Linked DNA regions of Homo sapiens: region 2 is linked to region 1. The links are chromatin contacts, found by Hi-C in ENCODE. All regions are on one chromosome and are shown on one strand. The core of a region is the stretch at or near the end of the contact, and the rest is flanking DNA. Distances in the headings are between cores, read along the strand shown. Region 1 has its middle 81 kb from the start of LINC02644. Region 2 overlaps LINC02664 (long intergenic non-protein coding RNA 2664).

Evidence for each region. A loop is a pair of places that touch in the nucleus more often than their neighbours do.
Region 2: a map of HepG2 shows a loop between it and region 1 (10-fold over the local background). The contact joins two enhancer-like sites. A Hi-C loop is called at or near these places in 2 of 168 maps with a recorded cell type or tissue (HepG2 and chondrocyte).

The regions. Positions count from the first base shown.
Region 1 is chr10:30,802,810-30,805,403 of GRCh38, forward strand. No RefSeq gene overlaps it. Among named protein-coding and RNA genes, the nearest start is that of LINC02644, 81 kb to the left of the region's middle. Within about 2 kb of position 1,287, at least 12 of the 41 ENCODE cell types and tissues checked have a DNase peak (open chromatin) inside an H3K27ac peak, as active enhancers do.
Region 2 is chr10:31,203,033-31,205,626 of GRCh38, forward strand. The region is part of intron 1 of LINC02664 (long intergenic non-protein coding RNA 2664); the gene reads left to right. Among named protein-coding and RNA genes, the nearest start is that of LINC02664, 16 kb to the left of the region's middle. Within about 2 kb of position 1,286, at least 3 of the 41 ENCODE cell types and tissues checked have a DNase peak (open chromatin) inside an H3K27ac peak, as active enhancers do.

The DNA of each region.
Region 1 (2,594 bases), core at 37-2,536:
GCACCTGTAGTCCCAGCTATTTGGGAGGCCAAGGCAGGAGAATGGCGTGAACCTGGGAGGCGGAGCTTGCAGTGAGCCGAGATCGTGCCACTGCACTCCGGCCTGGGCAACAGAGCGAGACTCTGTCTCAAAAAAAAAAAAATAGACCATCATACTCTAAAGACTTTAAAAGTGACTGTGCTTAAGAACTAGAAAAGAATCTTAAAGATCAAAAATGTCACAGGTGGAGAAAAGAAATATTCACCCACTCGTCCAAGGTCTCAGAGATAAGGTGGTGTTAAGTAATTGCATCCCCCAAGTTCATGTGTTGAAGTCCTAACCTCCAGTGCTTCAGAACATGACCTTATTTGGAAATAGGGTCACTGTTGGATGTAATTAATTAAGGTGAGGTCATTAGGACAGGCCCGAATCCAACTGACTGGCTGAATATGACTGGTATTCTTACAAGAAGGGAGAGTTTGGACACAGACACAGACATGCTTGCAGGGGGAACATGTGATCACGAAGCCAGAGGTTGGGTTGATGCTTCTACAAGCCAAGGAATACCAAAGATTGCCAGCAAAGTACCAGAATCTAGGACAGTGGCATGAAACAGATTGTCCCTCATGGCTCTCAGGAGGAACCCACCATGCAACACCTTGATCTTGGACTTCTGGACTCCAGAATGCTGAGACGATCAATTTCTGTTGGTTAACATCCTGGTCTCTGGTGCTTTGTCATGACAGCCCTAGCAAATGAATACAGGTGGGAAGCAGAACTGGACTCAGGTGAGCTGACTCTCAGCCCAGCATGGAGGTCTTTTAACATACTCCAACGTCTAGTAGACATTTCCTGAGTAAATAAATTCTTGAACCCTCTCCGGATGGAGATTTTTGTGGTTTTCATGTTCAGGACAGAACTTACTCTGAACTCCAAGCCAAGCTGAGATCGGAACTTGGACTGGAATTGAAGGGTCCCGCGGGGCTTAGATCGCCAGGTTAACCCATGAGGGTGGAAATGGGTGCTGAAGGTCCTCTCACCTGAGTTAGAGGCAGCAGGAGGGCAGCCCCTGAGGCTGTGGGATGTGGCCTTTGAAGCCTGCAGGTTGCCCTCCAGTGTAGGGTTTTCTAATGAAGACAGAAACAGCAAGTGTTGACCACACTCTTCTCCCAGGCACTTGGCAGCTGTGCTTGCATTCCTCCTCCAGGCCCAGATGTCTCAGGCAGGAACGCTGGGTCCTGGACTTTTAATTCAATCCAGATTGTGTATTGAGTCCTCTTACCATTTGGGCATGAAAAGGAGATGGAAGGGACAGTGTCTGGCTTGGGAAAGCTGACCTTCTGCCTGTGAAGCAAGACCCATCGCCCAGCCTGATATGCAACAGCAATACATCACATATGGGAATCTCACCTCCCACAGAACAGGAAGAGGACGGGACGTGCAGAGGCATGATGTGTTGGCATCATCAACAGGAAACTGACACTCCTGCCCTTGTGGCCTCCCGATACTGTCCTCCATGCTCCAAACTCCCTTCGAAGCAACTGGAGACCCAGAAGGTCAGAATCATTTACGAAATTCATGTCTAAAGGCCACACTGGAAGGTTCACGTTTTAGGATGAAACAAAACAAAACAAAACCCTAGGACCCAAATTTCTTTAACTTGAAGCCAGGGAAGGAGATGCACCCAGCACATATGAGGTGCTGGAGCTCCATGATTGGCAGCCTCTGGGCCACCCCCGGCAGGGCCCTGTCTCCAGCAGGCAGCCTCCTGTCTGTGGTGAGGACTCCTCCACAAAGGACATGTGCTCTCCAGTCCTCAACCCACGCCTGCGTCACCCAGGGTACCCAGCCAGGACTCAGACCAACCGTTTTATGACCCACAGAAACGTTGAAAACAGTGTTTCTCCAGAGCAGCTTTAAATGCAAACAAAAGACTCTTCTAGAAACCATTGCCTCAAGCTGTATGAGGCAAGAGGAAAAAAAAAAAAAAAGAACAGCTCTCAAATTAAAATCCATGATACATTTTGTACATAGATTGTGGTTTTATAGTCACTTTAATCTTCCTCCCCACTAAACTCCTCCAAAGATTTGAACATCAGCCGAGCCAACACACAGTTGCACTTCTAAGCAACACACTTGTAAAACCAGACCCTGGATGGTGTCCATAACAGCTTTGTAACATCTCCAAAGCAAAGGGTGACATGATACATTGAAACAGATCCAAGTAGCCATTACTATGTTTTGTGTCAAAGAGCTGCGTTATTAAAGTCTTGGAACTATAAATCAGAACAGTTGCATGTTGGGGCTTCCTGCTCATCTCCATGTCCCACGTCGGCACAAGTCATTCCAGGGGTCCTGAAGGCTGCCCTGGGTCCACCCGGTATCTGCTGGACAGCTGAGCCCATGGCCTGCATTGTCACTGCTGGGGTGGTTGGCATGGAGCAGAGTGTGGCCCTAGTGGATCAAGGTGAGCTTTCTACAGGGCCCCGGCGCTTGGTGCAGACTTCACAACACCAACATTTTCCAGATTCATCCAGTCCCCCATACCAAGCCCTCAGCGTGCGACTGACCTAAGACTGACAGGAAAAGGCATTTTTGAGCCAGGCACGGTAGCT
Region 2 (2,594 bases), core at 36-2,535, 400 kb after region 1:
GCAGGGAGTTTTTTTGTTCCTGGCTATACCTCCAGCACCTAGGAAAGTGCCCTGTGTAGCATTTAATAAGTTTGTTGAATCAATAAAAGAAAAAATAAATGAATGAATGAATTTAAGTAAAGTTGAACACACACTCAAATGGATCATAGCTTGACTGTAGATCTTTGCTGTCATTGTTTTGCAGCCAGGAAGGCAAGATGAGCTTCTCCTAGCTTTGTGTGTGTCAGCTTCAGCACTTATCAAATATTGATAAGTTTGATCTTGGGAGTTAGTCTACCTAATGTGTTTCAAACCTCAAGAGGCATCTTCTCTAGGGAAGTCCTAGAGTCCTGTGATGTCACCACTACCTAGATTTCCTTTTTGTCTTTTGACAATCTTCCCTTAAATGTACCCTTCTCAGGGGATAAAAATAAGGAATAGAAGTTAATTATTGATGTTGTCAGTGAAAGTTTTCTTGGATATATGTGAAAAACATTGCCTTTTTTCAGGAGAAGCTTACCAGGGTAAAGAAGCACTGTGTTCTCCATGGTGAAAGCGAGAAGCTCAATTCTAAAACACCATTTGAAAATCACGTCTGTCCAATAAACATTGTATAATGATTGGGATACCCTAATACCATTCTTATATTTACTAATGGATGTGCGGAAATACATACTCCTAGAAAAATTAATCCAGTTAAATTTTTCTCTTTCATTTTTAACTTCTTTAAGCCTCAAAAACCCAAGAGTGTAGGATACATTTATAGCTGGGTTATTGTAGCTATTTTCAGTTTTAACTATTCCATGTTCCCATCCTCTCACAAGGAAATGTTAGCAATTCATGGTTAATCTGGGCCATGAGCAGAAAGAATTTTTTCCCTTTCTCTTATTTTGAGGTAAAGGAAAAATTTCTGTAGAAACATATGTTTTTGGAAACGCTGGACTTAGAGAACACTTTGTGGTGCAGAACTATGGAATCTTGAACAGAGCAAACACTGCACTACTTATATCCATCCCTCAGAATGAAAGAGTAGATACAGCACACGTAATAGTGGGAAACTGAGGTTTGCCAGGGCTTAGACAATGTGTTTATGAGCAATTCAAGGGATCTTAAATGGTGGATAAGTTATTTTCAATGTTTCTGTAATTCTAAAGTGCAGGAATGATGCTGCATGATAGTTGACCAACAATGGCGGGTGTTAAGAATTCCATTCATTGGGTATTAATAGCATCAGGATTATAACTGTCTTACACCCTTGCTTATTTCATAATCTATTTCTGGAACTGGAGATTTGGAGGTTCGCCAGGTCTGCAATCCTGTCAGCTTTGACTTGATCAGTGGGAGCCAAGCGCATTAACCCAAAAGATTCAACTGAGAGGCGGGGGTGGAAAAGGAAAACTTAAAGTCTAAGTTTGTTGGAACCCTGCACAAAAGGAATTGTACAGTCTAGATAACTATCTGGGAGAGTTGCTAACAACTGGAGAGTAGCTGAATGGCCTGATATGGGAATTCAGAGAAGTTTATGGCAAAGTGAGTGTTAACTAAAAAATATATAATTCATTCATTTATTCATTCACTAACAAAGCCATAATTAAGCACCTACCTTGTGTTTGGCAAATGGCAGAGAGCAGGTGTGTATGCCAAAATTATTTTGGGGGATAGAGATTTAAGAAGGCCACAAGTGTGATGAAAATGTTATCCAAAAGGGCCTGGTTCCACTTCTTAGCTGCTTGACCTTGGATAAGTTGCTTAACTTTTCTGAGTCTGTAGAATGGGAATAATTAACTCCCAGGTTAAAAGACTTCTGAGGATTTAGTGAGACAATTCTATGAACAGTAAGACAATGACTTGGAAAGCATCTCACATGGTTCATGGTCCATGAAAGGCATTCATGTTTCTGTCCTCTTCTCCCAAGAAAGGTGTGTTAGTCTTTTCTGCATTGCTATAAAGGAATACTTGAGACTGGGTAGTTTATTTTTAAAAAGAGGTTTATTTGGCTCACAGTTCTGCAGACTGTACAAGAAGCATGGTGCCGGCATCTGCTTCTGGTGAGGGCCTCAGGAAGCTTCCAATTATGGCAGAAGGTGAAGGGGGAGCAGGTACATCACCTGGTAAGAGAAGGAGCAAGAGAGATGCTATGTGCTTTTAATCAACTAGCTCCTGCGTGAACTAACTCATTACCATGGGGAGGGCACCAAGCCATTCATGAGGGATCCGCCCCCATAACCCAAACACCTCCCACTAGGCCTCATCTCCAAAACTGGAGGTCACATTTCAACATGTGATTTGGGGGCAGGACAAAACGTCCAAAGTATATGAAAAGGAAATCGCTCTGAGCGATTCCCGAGGGAGGTAGGAAGGAGTCCTGGGAAGCAGGTCTGGCTCTGAGAGATGGCACTCCTGGATTCTGTGTAGTCTATGTAGAGAAACACCCCATGCTCCCCATGAAATGCATGACTCAGTGTTTGAGTTGAGTTCCTCGGACCTTATAGGTTGGCAGTGGTGCCCAAATGCTTCCCTTTGCTCACAGCTGAAGAGGAAAAATTTGAATTATGACTGAAGAAAATGTCAACTGTAAATGCAGCCTTTAAAATTGAGTCGTATGAAAGAAGTCA